2 separate regions of the Homo sapiens genome follow, and region 2 is linked to region 1. Evidence: read pairs that join two places in POLR2A ChIA-PET (ENCODE). Cell type or tissue: GM12878. All regions are shown on one strand.

The links. ChIA-PET counts read pairs that join two places held together with the same protein. Peaks named below come from ENCODE experiments on the same cell type or tissue, not always from the same donor. Only the 100,000 strongest peaks of a DNase experiment are listed, where the experiment ranks them.
Region 2: POLR2A ChIA-PET joins it to region 1 with 10 read pairs; 2 of 35 experiments call an interaction of 5 or more read pairs at or near these places.

Annotation. Positions count from the first base shown.
Region 1 is chr3:194,097,364-194,105,363 of GRCh38, reverse strand. All of the region lies in intron 4 of LOC102724877, which reads right to left. Among named protein-coding and RNA genes, the nearest start is that of LINC02028, 30 kb to the right of the region's middle. RefSeq lists enhancers at 1,156-1,245, 4,138-4,427. In GM12878, no CTCF peak of the experiment used is centred here; DNase peaks (open chromatin) are centred at 890, 2,793 and 4,143; H3K27me3 peaks cover 944 bases.
Region 2 is chr3:194,536,478-194,544,477 of GRCh38, reverse strand. No RefSeq gene overlaps it. Among named protein-coding and RNA genes, the nearest start is that of TMEM44-AS1, 44 kb to the left of the region's middle. RefSeq lists enhancers at 2,760-2,809, 7,164-7,458, 7,184-7,478 and a silencer at 7,184-7,478. In GM12878, no CTCF peak of the experiment used is centred here; no DNase peak of the experiment used is centred here.

The sequences.
Region 1 (8,000 bases):
GAAGATGGTAGCAGAGATGCCAGTGACGGAGCTTCTGGAAGGAGTCTGCATATCCAGATTAGATCGTTAGTATCCAGGATATGTTGGCTTCTTTTTTGGGATTCATCACTGTGCCATTGGAATTAGAACTGGAATTGGACATAACTGAAATATTCCATTCCTTTCATTCACCATCTTTATTAATGGGCCAGTATTGCAGAGATTTGGTCCACGTTATTTTCAGCATTTTTGCTACACCTGCATCTCAGGAGGCTTCTCTGGCCCCGCCTATAAACAAAATTATGATTAACACAATGAACTAACATGTCTTAGAGCTGGAGCTAACATCAATTGACTTTTATTATATTTACTAAATATTTACTGAGTACTCACCATGTGCCCAGCACTGTGCAAAGTTCCTCCGTTGGGAAAACAGAAGAGAATCGGCACAGAGCAGCTAGTTAAGCTGCTCATGGGAAGCGGACAGGAGAGGGGGCTGGGACTGAGGACTGTGGGGACAGGACACTGGTAGGAGGTTAGACAGGGACACAAAGCATGCACGAGAAGGAAACCAAGACTAGCTCCTTTTGGATGTCAGAAGGATTAGATGTGGATCCACCAGCAGCAGTTGAGTGTTCCCCTCTGAGGTTTGCTTTGTCTTGTACCAAAGGGTGTCCTGGAGACAGAAGCCCCTGGAGGAATCTGTTCTCAGAGCTCCTTTCTGCTCTGCTGTGGCTGGCCCTCTGCAACTGGCTGCTCCAGAGTAGTCAAGACTGCCTCCTCCTCAGCCCCAACACTCATATGTGCTCCCCTGGGGCTGCAGTGGAGGGTCCCACCCTCCACAGGGGAAGTCTGTGCTGTGAGGTGCAACAGGACACCTGGGTCCCAGTGACAGTGACTCACTGTGTGCCCTTGGGCAGTTTATTTCTTCTCTTTGGTTCCTTCCTCTTTCAGAATTGGAGCAGCTCCTTGTAGCTTTAAAGATTTGATGGTGGTTACTGCAGGCCTGCAATGTGTGCCTGTGTGTGTGTGTGTGTGTGAGTGTGTGTGTGTGTTAGACTTGCTGTTTAATAGGGTGCTAAGACAGCAGGTGGGCCGTCTTTCCCACCCCCCACCCCCACACGTGTGGCTCTCATTACTGTCAGAAGGCGTTAAGTCGGCCCCATGGAGATGAGAACAGACCCCTTAATTAGGCACCGTTCCCAGATCGCAGGAGGGACTGGCCTGGGCCTGGCTGCCCTGGCGTTGCGGGGAGCCCAGGCTGCAGGGCTGGAGGGGGCTGTGGGGGGCGGTTGCGGCCAGGGCATCTGAAGGACTCAGCAGGTTTACACTTCGCTGACCCGATGGATGAATGGGGCCCTGTCCACTCACATGGGAGCCTGGAATCTTCAATTATGGCAATTACATCAACAGGTCGGAAGGGCAGCACTTTCCACTGAAGAGGTTCAGTGCTTAAAAGAAAAATCCTAAAGCTACTATTTTTTATCTTTCTTTTTTTTTTTTTTTAAAGGGATTGGGTTGATAGAAGAAGACCCCCATCTCCAGTCTAATTGAGCCATGGGTAGGGAACAAAAGATGTGGCACGGATTTACGTAAGATCTGGCTGGCACGTGCTCACCCGCTTCTGGACTTTTGGCTTTTCTCTCGCTCAACTTTGTATTATAGTCCCTGCAGGTGCAGGTGTGTCACCCTCATCACCTTGCTGAGGACAGGATGTGGTACCTTCATCTGGGAATCCCCCTGACATGCAGAGCAGTAGATGGCAGTCTAGACAGTACTGAACCGGTATCAGAGGGTGCATTAGATCTTGGAGGAGTCGCTTTGTCTCTCAGGCCCTCAGTTTTCACCTCTGTGAAGTGGATATAAAGCTGTCTATCCATCCTCTTTCCTATGGTTTCAGAGACACCAGTTCCTGCTACGTACTCACTATACTAATTGGATCTTTTCTTCCTCTCGGCCACCCTGTTAGGTAGGTGAGACTGGCAATGTGGCCCCAGCACCAGCAGTATAATGTCACCTGGGGGTATGTTTGAAATGCAGAATCTCAGGCCCCATACCAGAGCTGCTGAATCAGTCTGAATCTTTCCAAGCTCCCCAGGAAATTCGTGTGCACATCGAGAAACACTTTGCTACACTGGAAATTTGCACACATTTAACCTAAGTTGAGTGAATGAGCGTCAGCCTGTCATATGCATGTCATCTGTTAAATGGGGATAGTAACAGTTGTCCTTTTCTATTGGAGGGATGCTTTGAGGATCAAGTAGTTTATAATTATAAAGGTATTTTATCCAGACACTGGCTAATTTATTCAACAAACTTTGCCGAATGGCTACAAGACAGGTTTGGGGTTTGCAAAATATATTCTCTCCTTAGAAATAATTTGAACTATTCTAGAAATCTGATGTTTAAAAGAGCTAAGTATAGTAAAACATGGCAAGTGCTGTCCAATAGCCACGCTTAAATTAGGGGATGATTAGAGAAAAAAACAAGTAACTGTGATTGTGAAGTTCAGGGCTGTGTAGGTTAAGGGAGGCTTCACTGAGGTGGTGGCACTGAGCTTATGTAGGAATGAATGAGGTAGAGAAGGTCCTTCTAGACAGAGAACAACATAAACAAAGGCTCTGAGGTATGGGGTGGAGGGATTGGGGTGGCTACTATTTCCAGGTGGCCTCATAACGTGACTAGTAAGTACAGACCTGAGAGGTCTTTGCTGCCTGCTTCGTTTATTTGGGGCTGATTGCCTGGGTCATTTTAGGTTTCAGTCCTGTGGTTGGAGCCGTCCGTCCAAAAGTCACTGCTGTGCTTACACTGCCAACCACCTAAGACTTTTGTTTGTTTGTTTGTTTTTATTCTTCATGTGCTCTGGTGGGGGAGGTTTACTGCCAGCAGCAATGTCCTACTTCCTAAGATTTTAACATCACTTCGAGTTAAGGAGGGGAAGTTGATTTCCAGGTAGGTCATTTTTTTTTTCAACCAGTTGGGAAGGCGAGTTGGCCCCTATAGGGACTGAGAAAATAAGAGATGGCCAGAGCCCTCGTCCAGCACCATCTGAGATCTGTCACTGCCTGCTCCCCTCTGGCTGCCTGAGCGTGTCCACAGCAGTGGTGGACACAGGCTTGGAGCATGTGGTGCTCAGCCAATGGGCAGACAACAGCAGTGGAGATGCCACTGAGGGCCCAGAGAAAAGGCACTTTGGTACATCTGGGAGAGGCCACTCCCTTCCTGAGCCAGCCAGGAGAGTGGGAGCTGTACCTCTTGAAAGCCATCATGATGTGGAGTCTCTGCCGGGTCACAGTGGGTGAGACCAAAAGTGAGGGTGGGTGGCACCCATAGGAGTACATGCAGAAGCAAAATCACTTCCTGGAATGGCTGTCTGAGCAGGCAGAGGGTGCAAACACAGCCCTGCACCTTAGGGAACCTTTAGTTGGATGTGAGGACTGTGCTCTCCCTTGCTTCTCCAGGCTGCGGAGGCATTGTGCTGCCTTCTTGCAATGCTGTAATGGTGAGGGAAGGGGACCCTGCACCTGGGGGTGTGGGAGGACAGCCTGAGGGTGGATGCTTAGTTCTGAGCTCCCAAACTAAAGCCAAGGACTTTGTCTTGCTTGTATTGGACAGCGCCCTTGGGTGCTGAGTTAATATTTTACCCAGCTTGCAAATAAGGGTTATCTGTTTGTCTCTGTAAAGGACACGGGGGCAAATGGCTTTCTGCACTACTGCTGTTGGTATGAGTGCTCATTCTCTTTGGGCAAAGGAAAGGAAAGAGATGGAGCCTTATCACTGCTCCTTTTTAGTTCATTGATGTAGGTGGCCAACTTTCTGAAAAATGGCCCCAGGGGACTGTGACCCTGGGTGGATCTTTACTCTGAACTTAGGAAGCAGCTTCATGCAGTAGAAATAACCTGAAGTTTGCAGTCAGCTAGGAGTGCATTCAAATTTCTCCACTTCCTAGTTGTGGTACTTAGGGAAGTACCTTCGCCTCTTAAAGCCTCAGTTTCCCCATCGGTACGGCAGGCATGAACTGCTCTCCTGGTTGGGTCGTGAGGTATGAAGGGGAGAGCGCAGTGGTATCTCCTGTGCTTGCTGGTTAGCTCTGAGTCTGGATGTGACACAGCTCTCAGTGGTCTAGAGATTGAGAATCGAAAAGCTTTCGGTTCATGAAAAACCATCTCAACGTCAGAGCTGGGGGCAAGCAGAGAAACCCAGGGTCAACCACTTCATCGGCCAGAAGAGGAAACTACACCTCGCCCTGCAGGTCCCCTGTGGCCACCACACCTGTCCTCAAACCTGCAAAAACACCACAGAATGGGGACTCCGGCACCCCCAGGCTTTCCGGACCTGTCCTCAGCATCCTCCTCCCCACCACCTGACCTGGCGCTTACTCTCCCAGCTCCATTTCGCCTTTGCTTTTGGACTTGGCCCTTGCTAGTTCCCAGCTCTGGCCTCAGGTCCACTCAGCAGTGACTCTGATCACATGCCCGGTGCCTTGCTGCTGGCTACCTCTGATGCACACACCCCGCATTGCAGTGGGGCCAGGACCTTAGTCCTTCAGAAGAAGGCTTTTCTCTCTCCCTTCTTCCCCTGGGTGATGTGTTGGTTTCTCTCCTTCCTCCCTCTCTCTCCTTTTTATTGCTTTTATAGTTATGGGGAGCAGTCTTTAAAGATTGTTGGTGAACACACCATACGCCTGCTTCATCAAGCAGTAGGTATCTGCCAGAAGAAAAAGGATGTCCTTGATGTGAAAAAATAAAAAAAGGGCTGTCAGCCCCTCCTTCGGTGGGCAGAGGGAAGACTCAGGCCAGCTCCTGATAGCAATGACTGAGTCCAGCTCCTCTAGACACTACGGAGTGTCTTGAAGAATTCATCTCCCTATCCCAGCCTTAGTTTCTTTTTTTTGTAAAATGGGGCAATCATGATTCCAATCCAGGCAACTTCATCGAGTTGCTGTTGGGACCACAGCAGGCACTGGATATGAAAACAATACATGGTAAAGCTACAAACCCCTGTGCACTCTACAGGGGTTGCTCATGGCCGTTTTCAGCTCCCTTCTGGGCTGAGGCCTGTCTATTTTCAACTGGATGGGTCTGAGTTGTGTGAAGTAGCTTCCTGTGAAGGCCCCTCAGTTTCCAGGACTGGAGAAGAACAGCAACTAGTTGCCTCTGATTCCCGCTCCCCAGCCCCTTCTCTCTGGACCGTGCCTTGTGGGCGGTGGGTGGTGGGGAGGCTCAAGGGATCCTCCAGCATCACTTTGCTGGGAGTGTGACTCTCCTGATGGCAAACACACCAGAACCGAGAGCCCCAACTCCCGGAATCCTCAGTTACAGGTGGCAGGGAGAGGTGGAGTCCAGGGAGAAGTGTGGGGCTTGCATGGGTGACATTGCATTCCTGGATAAGCAGGGAGAAAAGTCATAAAGGACAGCCATCCCTACTGTTCAGGTGTAACATGGCCACCAGTGGCACATGAATAAGGCATTTACATTCACCTCGAAGGTGCCAGGAGACTTGTCCAGACCTTCCTGAGGGAGCACAGCTCCAGTTTGGACATATTTACTAGTCTATTCATTTGTTCACAGATTTGTTTGACTATTTCTTCAGTCATGGCATATTTATCAAGTACTTACTATGTATCGGAGCCATGCTAAGGGTCCCGCATACATCTTGTCTTGTATTAGAATAGGTTAGGTAATGCTGTGGTAACAAACAACCTCAGAATCTCAGTGGCTGGAGGCAACAGGCATTTGTCTCTCACTGATGTTACATCCTCTGGACAGCTCTTCGGCAGAGGGATGTGCTGATGGCTGCCAATCCGAAGGGTGCTGTACCATCTGACGATGCCACCTTCTCAACACGGGAGCTGTTCTCTTTCCTGGCTGTTGCTGCGGCCAGGGAAGAGAGCACAGGAAATGTGCACCAACTCTGAAACGCTTCTGCCCGGAGGGGACACTCGTGACTTCTGCTCACATGTCATTGGCCAGAGGATGTCACATGGACATACCTAACTTCAAGCGGGACAGAGAAGTGTAATTCTTCCCTGGGATGGGAAAGGAAATATGGGAATGATGTGAACCCCACTAATCTCTATCCCATTGTAATCCCTACAACAAACTTGCCATGTGGTTATTATCCTGATTTGATACACGAAGAAACTGAGGATAAGCAACTCCTCCACACTCACACAGCTGGCAAGAGGGAGAGGTGGGATTTAACCTTGGGAAAGTCTGACTGCCAAGCTTTTGCTATTTCCTTGGTGTCGCCCTTTTCATGTTCACAAAATGGCTGTATCATAAGGCAGAAAAACTGCAGCTTATCAGTCAAAGAAGGATGGATAGCGTGTTGTGTAGTTTTAGAGGAGGAGAGATCACCTCCTGTTAGAGAAATCCGGGAAGACTTCACTGAGGTGGTAGCTCTTGCCTCTGGATCTTGAAGAATAGGACAGATTTGGACATTCAGAGATGCCAGTTCTTTCAATCTGTCAGTTATTCCTTCTGTGTGCAAGGTGGGTGGCTTCTGACGTCTGGAAAACCATTTGTAAAGTCCATTTAGTTCACGCTTTTAGTTTAGTCACACTCTTCCCTCACAAGAGAAGTCCTAGCGTGATGGTGAGAGGGAGGGGAAGTAGTTATGAACCGGGTTTCACCAAAGGAGCTTTCCTGGAAGAGGCCCTGGGGAGAAATCTGATGCAGTGGGTCGAATAAGAACGGGGTTTTCCTGCAGCTGTATTGCAGCCTTCATTCCTTTCTCCCTCCCTTCCTCTCCTCTTTCTTCTCCTTTCCCTTCCATTCCTGCGTCCCTCTCTCCGTCATTTCCTTAGTGCCTGCTGTCTGCCTGGGACAATGCTGAGTGCTGGGGCAGGGGAGGAGGCACACCCAGATTTTGGCTCCCTGGAACTCTCACACAGTTTAACGATGGGAGGGATAAGGTTGCAGGGCCCCAGAGCCCCAGTGTTTGCCTAGAAACTCAAGAAGAAACCTCCAGTGAGAGGCAGAGTGACCCATTGAGGGGTGTGGGTCACTTGAGGAAAAAAAAAAAAAGAAAAGAAGCCAGCCACACAGAGAACAGAGTCCCCACTGCCCTGTGGTCAGTGAGCACTGCTCCCTAGCTTGGGCCGGACAGCTGGCCCCTCTGGGCTCACTCAGGCCGACTGCACCTGGCCTTGCTCACAGCTGTGCTCCTCTGAGCTGGCCCACACCAGCCAGCAACCAGTTCTTGTCAATGCAGCTAGAGCAGACTGTGGCTGCCTCCCTGATTCTCCTCCACCTCTTCTCCCCAACCCAGGGAGAACTTGCAGTCTGGGGACAGAATCTGTACATCAGGGATGGTTTTGACAAACTAAGGAGGGAGAGGAGCTGGAAGACATCCTTGCACCCATGCTGAGGCTTGGCTGTACACGTTTCCCTTCCAGGATTCACAGGCTGCCAGCAAAGGGCTTAAGATTTCAGCTCTGCGGAAACTATGATCAAGTGCCTTTTTGGGGTCCAGGGATGAATGCACCCCTATTTAACTGTGTCTGTGTATCTTCTACCTTTAGATCCATTTTCCTATTCACAGGACCAGAGTATTTCAGCGCTAGGAGTGATCTCACAGGGTTTTTAGGCCAGTGGTTGCTAAACCTGATTGTCCTCCAGGAAGCCTTTAAAAATACACATTCCTAGGCTCTGAGCCCAGAAGTTCTGACTCCGTAGGTCTGGCCCTTGTCCCTTCCAGTTATTGATTCTGCAGGTCCCACGCTCAGAGGGGGTAGTCCCCCGGGGCCAAGGAAGCCGGGGGAGTGTGTCAGTCGCTTTTGCTTGGCGACCACCTTTCCTCGTGTGAATTTATTGTTCTCATTAAGGAGATGGGTCCCAAAACGTGCTGAGAGGACCAACACTTGTTTATTGTGCTCTGTGAGTATTTGTGGGCTCCCTGAATGCAGGTCTGGGTTTCCGTGCTGGCTCGGTTCCATTTCATCAAGGAGAAGGAGCCCTTCCCAGGGGCGGATGAGCATTGTTTTCAAGCCACGGTTGCCCTCCCAAGGCTTCCCTGGA
Region 2 (8,000 bases), 440 kb before region 1:
TGTTGGAGATCAAATTTCAACATGAGATTTGGAGGGGACAAATATCCAAACTCTATCACCTGCGGACCCATTATTTGCGACTAGCATCTGAAGTAGGGGTGGTCTTGCGGGACTGAGCCCTTTCACCTGTGGGTCTGATCCTGACTGGGTAGTTAGTGTGAGAACTGAATTGAGTCATCTGACATTCAGTTGGAATCTGGAGAATTGGTTCTTGGTGTGGAAGGAACCCACACACTTGGTGTCAGAAGTGCTGCAAGTAGAGAAACCATTTTCTTCTACTTCTTAGACGCCCATCTCCAGAAACAGCCATACTGAGGTTATGGCTTCAACATATGAGTTTTGGGGGGACACAAGCATTCAGTCCAAATATCATACGATCCAGCAATTGTGCTTCTTGGTATTTACCCAAAAGAATTAAAAACATATGTCCATACGAAAATCTACATATGGACGTTTTATTCGTAAATGGCAAAACTTCAAAGCAACCAAGATGTCCTTCAAGTAGATGAATGGATAAATAAACTGTGGTATATCCAGACAATGGAATCTTGTTGCACTAAAATAAAATGAGCTATCAAGCCATGAAAGGATGTAAAGAAATCTTAAATGCAATTACTAAGTGAGGGAAGCCAGTCTGAAAAGGCTACATACTGTACGAGTCAACCATATGATATTCTGCAGAAGGTAAAACCGTGGAGATAGTGAAAGCTGAGTGGCTGCCGGTGCTCAGTGGGGGAGGAGGGATGAAGAGGGGGAGCACAGTGGATTTTTTGGGCAGTGAAACGATTCTGTACAATCCTATAATGGTGGCTGTGTGTCATTATATATTTGTCAAAACTCACAGAATGTACAACACCAGGCCGGGTGCAGCAGCTCACGTCTGTAATCCCAGCACTTTGGGAGGCCAGGGCGGGCGGATCACAAGGTCAGGAGTTCTAGATCAGCCTGGCCAATATGGTGAAACCCCATCTCTACTAAAAATACTTAAATTAGCCAGGCATGGTGGCGGGTGCCTGTAGTCCCAACTACTCAGGAGGCTGAAGCAGGAGAATTGCTTGAACCCTGGAGGTGGAGGTTGCAGTGAGCCAAGATCATGCCACTGCACTCCAGCCTGGGCAACAGAGTGAGACTCTGTCTCAAAAAAAAAAAAAAAAAAAAGTACAACGCCAAGAGTGAATGTTAATGTAAACTATGAACTTTGGGTGATAATGATCAGTGGAGGCTCATTGAGCAAATGTACCATTGTGGTGGAGGATGTTGACAGCAGGTAAGGTTGTGCCTGTGGTGGGGGGCAGGTGGCACGTGGGAACTCTGTACTCTCCACTCAATTTTACTGTGAACCTAAAACTGCTCTAAAAAGTAAAGTGTATTTTTAAAGTGTCTATCTCCTTGGGTTTCCATGAGAGTTAAGTGATTTTATTCGCCCAGGCTGGAGTGCGGTGGCACGGTCTTGGCTCACTGCAACCTCCGCCTCCCGGGTTCAAGCGATTCTCCTGCCTCAGCCTCCCGAGTAGCTGGGATTATAGGTGCCCGCCACCCTGCCCAGCTAATTTTTTGTATCTTTAGTAGAGACGGGGTTTCACCATGTTAGCCAGGCTGGTCTTGAACTCCTGACCTCAGGTGATCTGCCTGCCGCGGCCTCCCAAAGTGCTGGGATTACAGGTGTGAGCCACTGCACCTGGCCTAAGTGATTTTATTTCTGTAGAATTGTTGGAAGAACACTCGGCACAGAGTGAGCATTCGATACATTTTAGCTAAAATTCAGTAAAATCAACACATATGCATAAACCAGAAGAGATTTTTTAAAATGCAAATGACAGCAGATTCTCCATCTGGCTGGAAGAGGCCAGGTATTTCCTATCCCAAACACAGAGAACCTGGCTCTGAGTGGAAAAAACACAAATTGTGATTTCCTTTGCTCTCACACCACAACAATCAACACGGAAGACTTCTGTGACCAAATGTGTGGGGGTTTCAAGCAACCAATTCTGCAGCTGATACCAGCTGGGTGTCCTCCAGTTCAGTTCTGACACTGTCTTTGGAGATCTCATCAGATTTCAGATTGGGGGTTAGTCTCCAAGGCTGCCCCCACTTCAGACAGTAGTCACAAGTCCAGGCCTCTGGAATTTCTGAGCAACTGGCTTCAAGTTGGGCAGAACCCTCTCTTTGGGTTTGATTAATATGCTGGAGTGGCTCACAGAACTCAGGGAAACCCTTATGTACATTTACCAGTTTACTGTATAGAACATTACAAAGGATACAGATGAAAAGATGCATGAGGCCGGGCGTGGTAGCTCACGCCTGTAATCCCAGCATTTTGAGAGGCCAAGGCGGGTGGATTACCTGAGGTCGGGAGTTCAAGACCAGCCTGGCCAACATGGTGAAACCCCGTCTCTACTAAAAACACAAAAATTAGCTGGGTGTGGTAGCGGGCACCTGTAATCCCAGCTACTCAGGAGGCTGAGGCAGGAGAATCGCTTGAACCCGGAAGGTGGAGGTTGCAGTGAGCTGAGATCACACCATTGCACCCCAGCCCGGGCAACGAGAGTAAAACTCTGTCTCAAAAAAAAAAAAAAAATGCCTGGGGTGAGGCCGGGTGGGGGCATGGAGATTCCATGCTGTCTCTGAGGGCCACCGTCCAACAGCCTCCATGTGTTCAGCTATCCGGAAACTCTCTGAGCCCTGTTTTCTTGGCCCTTAATGGAGGCTTCACTGGATGGGCATGACTGACAACTCTGTAGAAATGTGACTGGGTGAAAAGGGTATGACCTGATAGTCATAAGCTGAGTGGGGAAACCCCGCAAGGCCTGTGTGTTCAGATCCCTCGTGGCCTCCGTGCAGCACTCCTTCCCGCAAGGTACGGGGCAGGACCTCTTCTGAAACCAGGGTCTTGTGACCTACAGTCAAACAAGAGAGGCCAGAGAATTTCTTTATGACCAGCTCCGAGACAGAAATGTGGGGAAAGATTTCCACCTTGGGAAGAGAAAGGAAGGCAGGAGAAAGTCAGAGAGTGAGACCAGGCCTGGTGGCTCACACCTGCAATCCCAGCACTTTGGGAGGCCGAGACAATAGGACCACTTGAGACGAGGGGTTCGAGACCAGCCTGGGCAACTCAACAAAACTGCCTCTCTGCAGAAAATACAAAAAAATATTAGCCAGGCGTGGTGGCACACACCTGTAGTCCCAGCTACTCAGGAGGCTACCGCTGAGCCTGGGGAGGGCAAGGGGGCAGTGAGCCATGATTATGCCACTGCACTCCAGCCTGGAGAACAGAGTGAGACCCTGTCTCAAAAAAAAAAAAAAAAAAAAAGTCAGAGAGATTTTGTTTTCTGAGGCCTGCTTCTGAGGCCTAAAATGCCCCTATGTTACAGCAAAATACTGCAACAAGGGTTATGGGAGTTACGAACCAAGAACCATAGATGAAAACCTCTCTTTCTCTTTCTCCCTCTCAAATAATATCACAAATACTTAGGAACCGGTAAGCAAGGGATTCGATTCCAGATTTAAACCTGGAAATGAGTGACATTGCTTAAGGATAACGTGCAGAGTGAGAAGAGAATTAGGCCCAGGACTGGGTCTTATGATCCCCCAAATTTAATAGTCAGCTAAAGAAATAGGCAAAAGAAACTGAAAAGTGGTCAGAGAGGAATCAGAGAGTTTGGCATCTCAAAGCCAATAAGAGAGTGTTTCAGGAAGGAGGAAGTGGCTGGCTGCGCTTTGTGTTTTGCTGAGAAGTCAGAGCGAGCAGTGTTCCTCACGCAGCAGAGGTCCCTGGCCAACTTAACAAATCCAGCTCTGGCAGAGTGGGAGTGGAGGAGCCAGTGGAGGGAGCTGGCTGGAGGTGGCTGAGAAATGACTGAAAGTCAGGAATGAAGACAAGCAGTGTGAACAACTCATTCAAGACATTTGGAAAGGGAGCAAAAGATACACGAGCAACCAGAGGGGAACTTGGGAGCAACAAAGACATCAGTTTGTTTTGTGTTACGATGGGGATGGCTGGAATGTGTGTAGTTTAAACATCGATGAGAAAGGATGCTCCCTCCGTCAACACGAGGTGCAGATGTGGCACAGGAGGGTGAGGCAATTCTCACAGGAGATTTCTATTTTTTACTTTTGTAGGGATAGGGTCTTGCTATGTTGACCTGGCTGGTCTCAAACTCCTGGCCTCAAGTGATCCTCCTATCTTGGCCTCCCAAAGTGCTGGGATTGCAGGCATGAGCCACCCTGGCCAGACACCAACAGACTTCTATTTTCTTTCTTTCTTTTTTTTTTGAGACGGAGTCTCACTCTGTTGCCCAAGCTGGAGTGCACCGCTGCGATCTCGGCTCATTGCAACCTCTGCCTCCCAAGTTCAAGCAATTCTCTAGCCTCAGCCTTCCGAGTAGCTGGGATTGCAGGTGCCTGCCACCATGCCCAGCTAATTTTTTATTTTTAGGAGAGACGGGGTTTCACCATGTTGGCCAGGCTGGTCTTGAACTCCTGACGTCAGGTGATCCACCTGCCTTGGCTTCCCAAAGTGCTGGGATTACAGGCATGAGTTACCGCACCCAGTCTGAAACTTCTATTTTCTTTATGAAGTTGGGAATCAGATCATTTGCTAAGAGAGAGGAGAATCGGGTGCAGATTTGGAGATCTGAGCAGAATGGAGAAGGTTTGAAACTGTCCTTATGGAGAGGACAGCCATAGACTAAAACATAGAGAGGGATTTCTGGGTCTTTCTACATGCCACATTCCTTCTGCGAGTTCTTCCTTGCCTCTAATTTCACAGCTAGGATACTGAGGATCAGAGAGGGGAAGTGATTTGTTCAAAGTCACACAGCAAGTGAGTGTTGAAGCTTTGACTAGAAGTCAGCAGTTGAGGCCTTTGGGTGAGGACACCTCCACCCCAGGGTCAGCGGGTACTTTTGCAGGTGTCTTTTCTTCACTACATGCAAGATATCAGGTGTTTTTCAAAGCATGATCTCCTGGGTCCTATTAAATGATCTATCACCCCCTCACACAAAGCCTTACACATAGATTGACTCAAGCAATGTTGTTCCAGTGAATGAATGATTAGAAATCAGGTTGTCCTTCTGCCTCAGTCACTACCCTTCTTCCCATCTCACCTCGATTTCAGAATAAGCCAGGGGGAGGACAGAAATGCCGAATCCCCTTGGCATTTAAGGTAACAGACTTCAATTTCTGCAATATCTCCTTTCCTAAATCGGGACATGGATAACATAGTCATTTATATACACCACACCTTGTTCTGAAAAGGCTTTAGTACCTCTAGGGTATATCAATTGCTAAAAATAATAATAATAATGCATTTCTCTTTATTGTGGGTGTCCTAATACTCCACAGAACTGGAATTGGCTATTACAGACTCCACTAATTAATTCATGGTATATCCTCAGGGGCTTGGGAGCTCATTATGTAAATAAATGCAAAATAGATGGCAAATTAGAATTTCTACCCCACAAACTTGTCACATTACAAAGATAAAATCAGAAAAGAGTAATCACTATTTATCCACTCAACAGGCCAGTTGAGCTAATAAGTTTTTTTTGCAGTTACATAGACATAAACCTCATGTGAATGCCAATTAGAAGACTCAAACCTTGCTATGGCAGGACGAAGGCCCTTGACCATGGGATCTGCAATGACCAGAGATGCAGAGCGTAACAGACACAATAATACACATGTGGCAGTTGGGAGTCCTTCATCCTCGGCTTGGTTCCATCACTGTCTTTCATTCTTTTTTTTTTTTTTTTGAGACAGTCTCACTCTGTCACCCAGGCTGGAGTGCAGTGGCACAATCTTGACTGACTGCAACCTCCACCTCCCAGGTTCAAGGATTCTCCTGCCTCAGCCTCCCAATTAGCTGGGACTACAGGTGTGTGCCACCACACCAGGCTAATTTTTGTATCTCTCTTTTTTGCTGTTGTTGTTGTTGAGACGGAGTTTCAGTCTTGTCACCCAGGCTGGAGTGCAATGGCATGATCTCGACTCACCGCAGCCTCCGCCTCCCAGGTTCAAGCGATTCTCCTGCTTCAGCCTCCCGAGTAGCTGGGATTACAGGCATGCACCAGCACGCCTGGCTAATTTTGTATTTTTAGTAGAGACAAGGTTTCTCTACGTTGGTCAGGCTAGTCTCGAACTCCTGACCTCAGGTGATCCGCCCGCCTCGGCCTCCCAAAGTGCGGGGATTACAGGTGTGAGCTACCGCGCCCGGCCAATTTTTGTATCTCTAGTAGAGACAGGGTTTCACCATACTAGCCAGGCTGGTCTCGGAATCCTGACCTTAAGTGATCTGCCTGCCACAGCCTCCCAGAGTGCTGGGATTACAGGCGTGAGCCACCACACCCGACCCCGTCACTGTCTTTCTAAGCCACTTCTCTTCTTGATCTGCTTCTTGATGGACTAAACAAGTGCTCTCGCAGCCTTGACTCTGAGCTTTTGGAATCTAAACTATTTCTGGCTGTGGCCCAGGCCTTACACAGCTTTGGTGGCTCCCCAGGCAAAGCAACCACCTGCTTGTCCCGAAGGCAGTCAGCATATATTTGTGAGCAGGAAGAGCATGGTCATAACTGGTCAAATTACTCCCCTGTGACTGGCAAGGGCTTTGGATTTTGTCCTCACCGCTTCCTCCAGTGTTTGAAATTCTGACTGCTGCACTCTTTGCTGGGTAAACTAATGAGTGTATTTGGCTGGGTGGCATTCACTTTCTCCATCACTTTCTACAAGCAGAGCAGAACCTTACTCGGAAAAGCATTTCTAAGAAGCTTCATATCTAAGCCTGTCTATCGGCTGGGCTGGGGGATCGATCATATATGTGAAGATAAGGCAAAGACCACGAAGTAGCCCATGTGGGGGAAAAGAAAGTCTGCCTTCTGACTTGGGCTTCTATATTTCTTCTTCCATTTCCTGAGCCCTTTTTATGAGCATGGCACTGTGCCAGGGCTGGCAGCCAGTCCTGGCCTGGGTAAATGACAGCATGAGGAGGCTGGTAGGAAGGTAGGTGTGCTGTATCCTTGGTGGAAGGGCGATTAACCTCTGGGCTAAGCCTCAGGGTCAGGCCACCAGGCCCCAGGAAGGGAGCTGTGCCTCCAGAGCAGGCATGCATGTTCTGTCTGGAACACACGAGTATGCAAGTTGCCAGAAAGGTCCCTGGACTCTGTTGTTGTAGGTAGGTTCTTTGCTAGGCAATGGGAATTTAGAGATGGATAAAGCATGATCTCAGCCCTCAAGGAGCTCACAGTGGCTGCTCATTCATAGGCATTCCCTCTAAGCATGAGAAGTCCCAGTGGAGTGGCTAAAATCAAGTTTCTGGACATGTGGAAGTAAGGACCAAATTCTGAATGCTCTCTGGGCCAGAAAAATGCTGTTCTACCAGGAGGGCCTGAAAAAGGCAGCTGGACTTTACCCCTTCCCAGTGCAAACAGTGGACTCTATTGCAGTAACCACTATCCTCTCTAACTAGCACAGGTTTATTAGAATGTTAGAAAATCATTATTTCCTTTTATACTTAACTTGCTGTTGACAGTGACTCTGCACATATTCTCTGGCTGCAGCCCTGAACCAAGAGAGGAAACAGTAGCCTTCAGGCACCTCTCCAGGCTTTAAAATTATAAAATGTATCATATTTAGAGAAAAGTATGTGTACAATCTAAAGATTAAATAACGAGGCCGGGTGCAGTGGCTCACACCTGTCATCTCAGCACTTTGGGAGGCTGAGGTGGAAAGATGGCTTAAAATCAGGAGTTTGAGACCAGCCTGGGCACCTTAATGAGACCACCAGCTCTACACACACACACACACACACACACACACACACACAACAACAACAACAATAACAACAACAACAAAACCAAACTAACAAACAAAACCATAAAATAAAACTAGCAGAGTGCAGTGGCACACACCTGTAGTCCCAGCTACTCAGGAGGCTAAGGCGGGAAGAGCTCAAGAGGCAGCAGTGAGTTGTGATCACGCCACTGCACTCCAGCCTGGGCAACAGA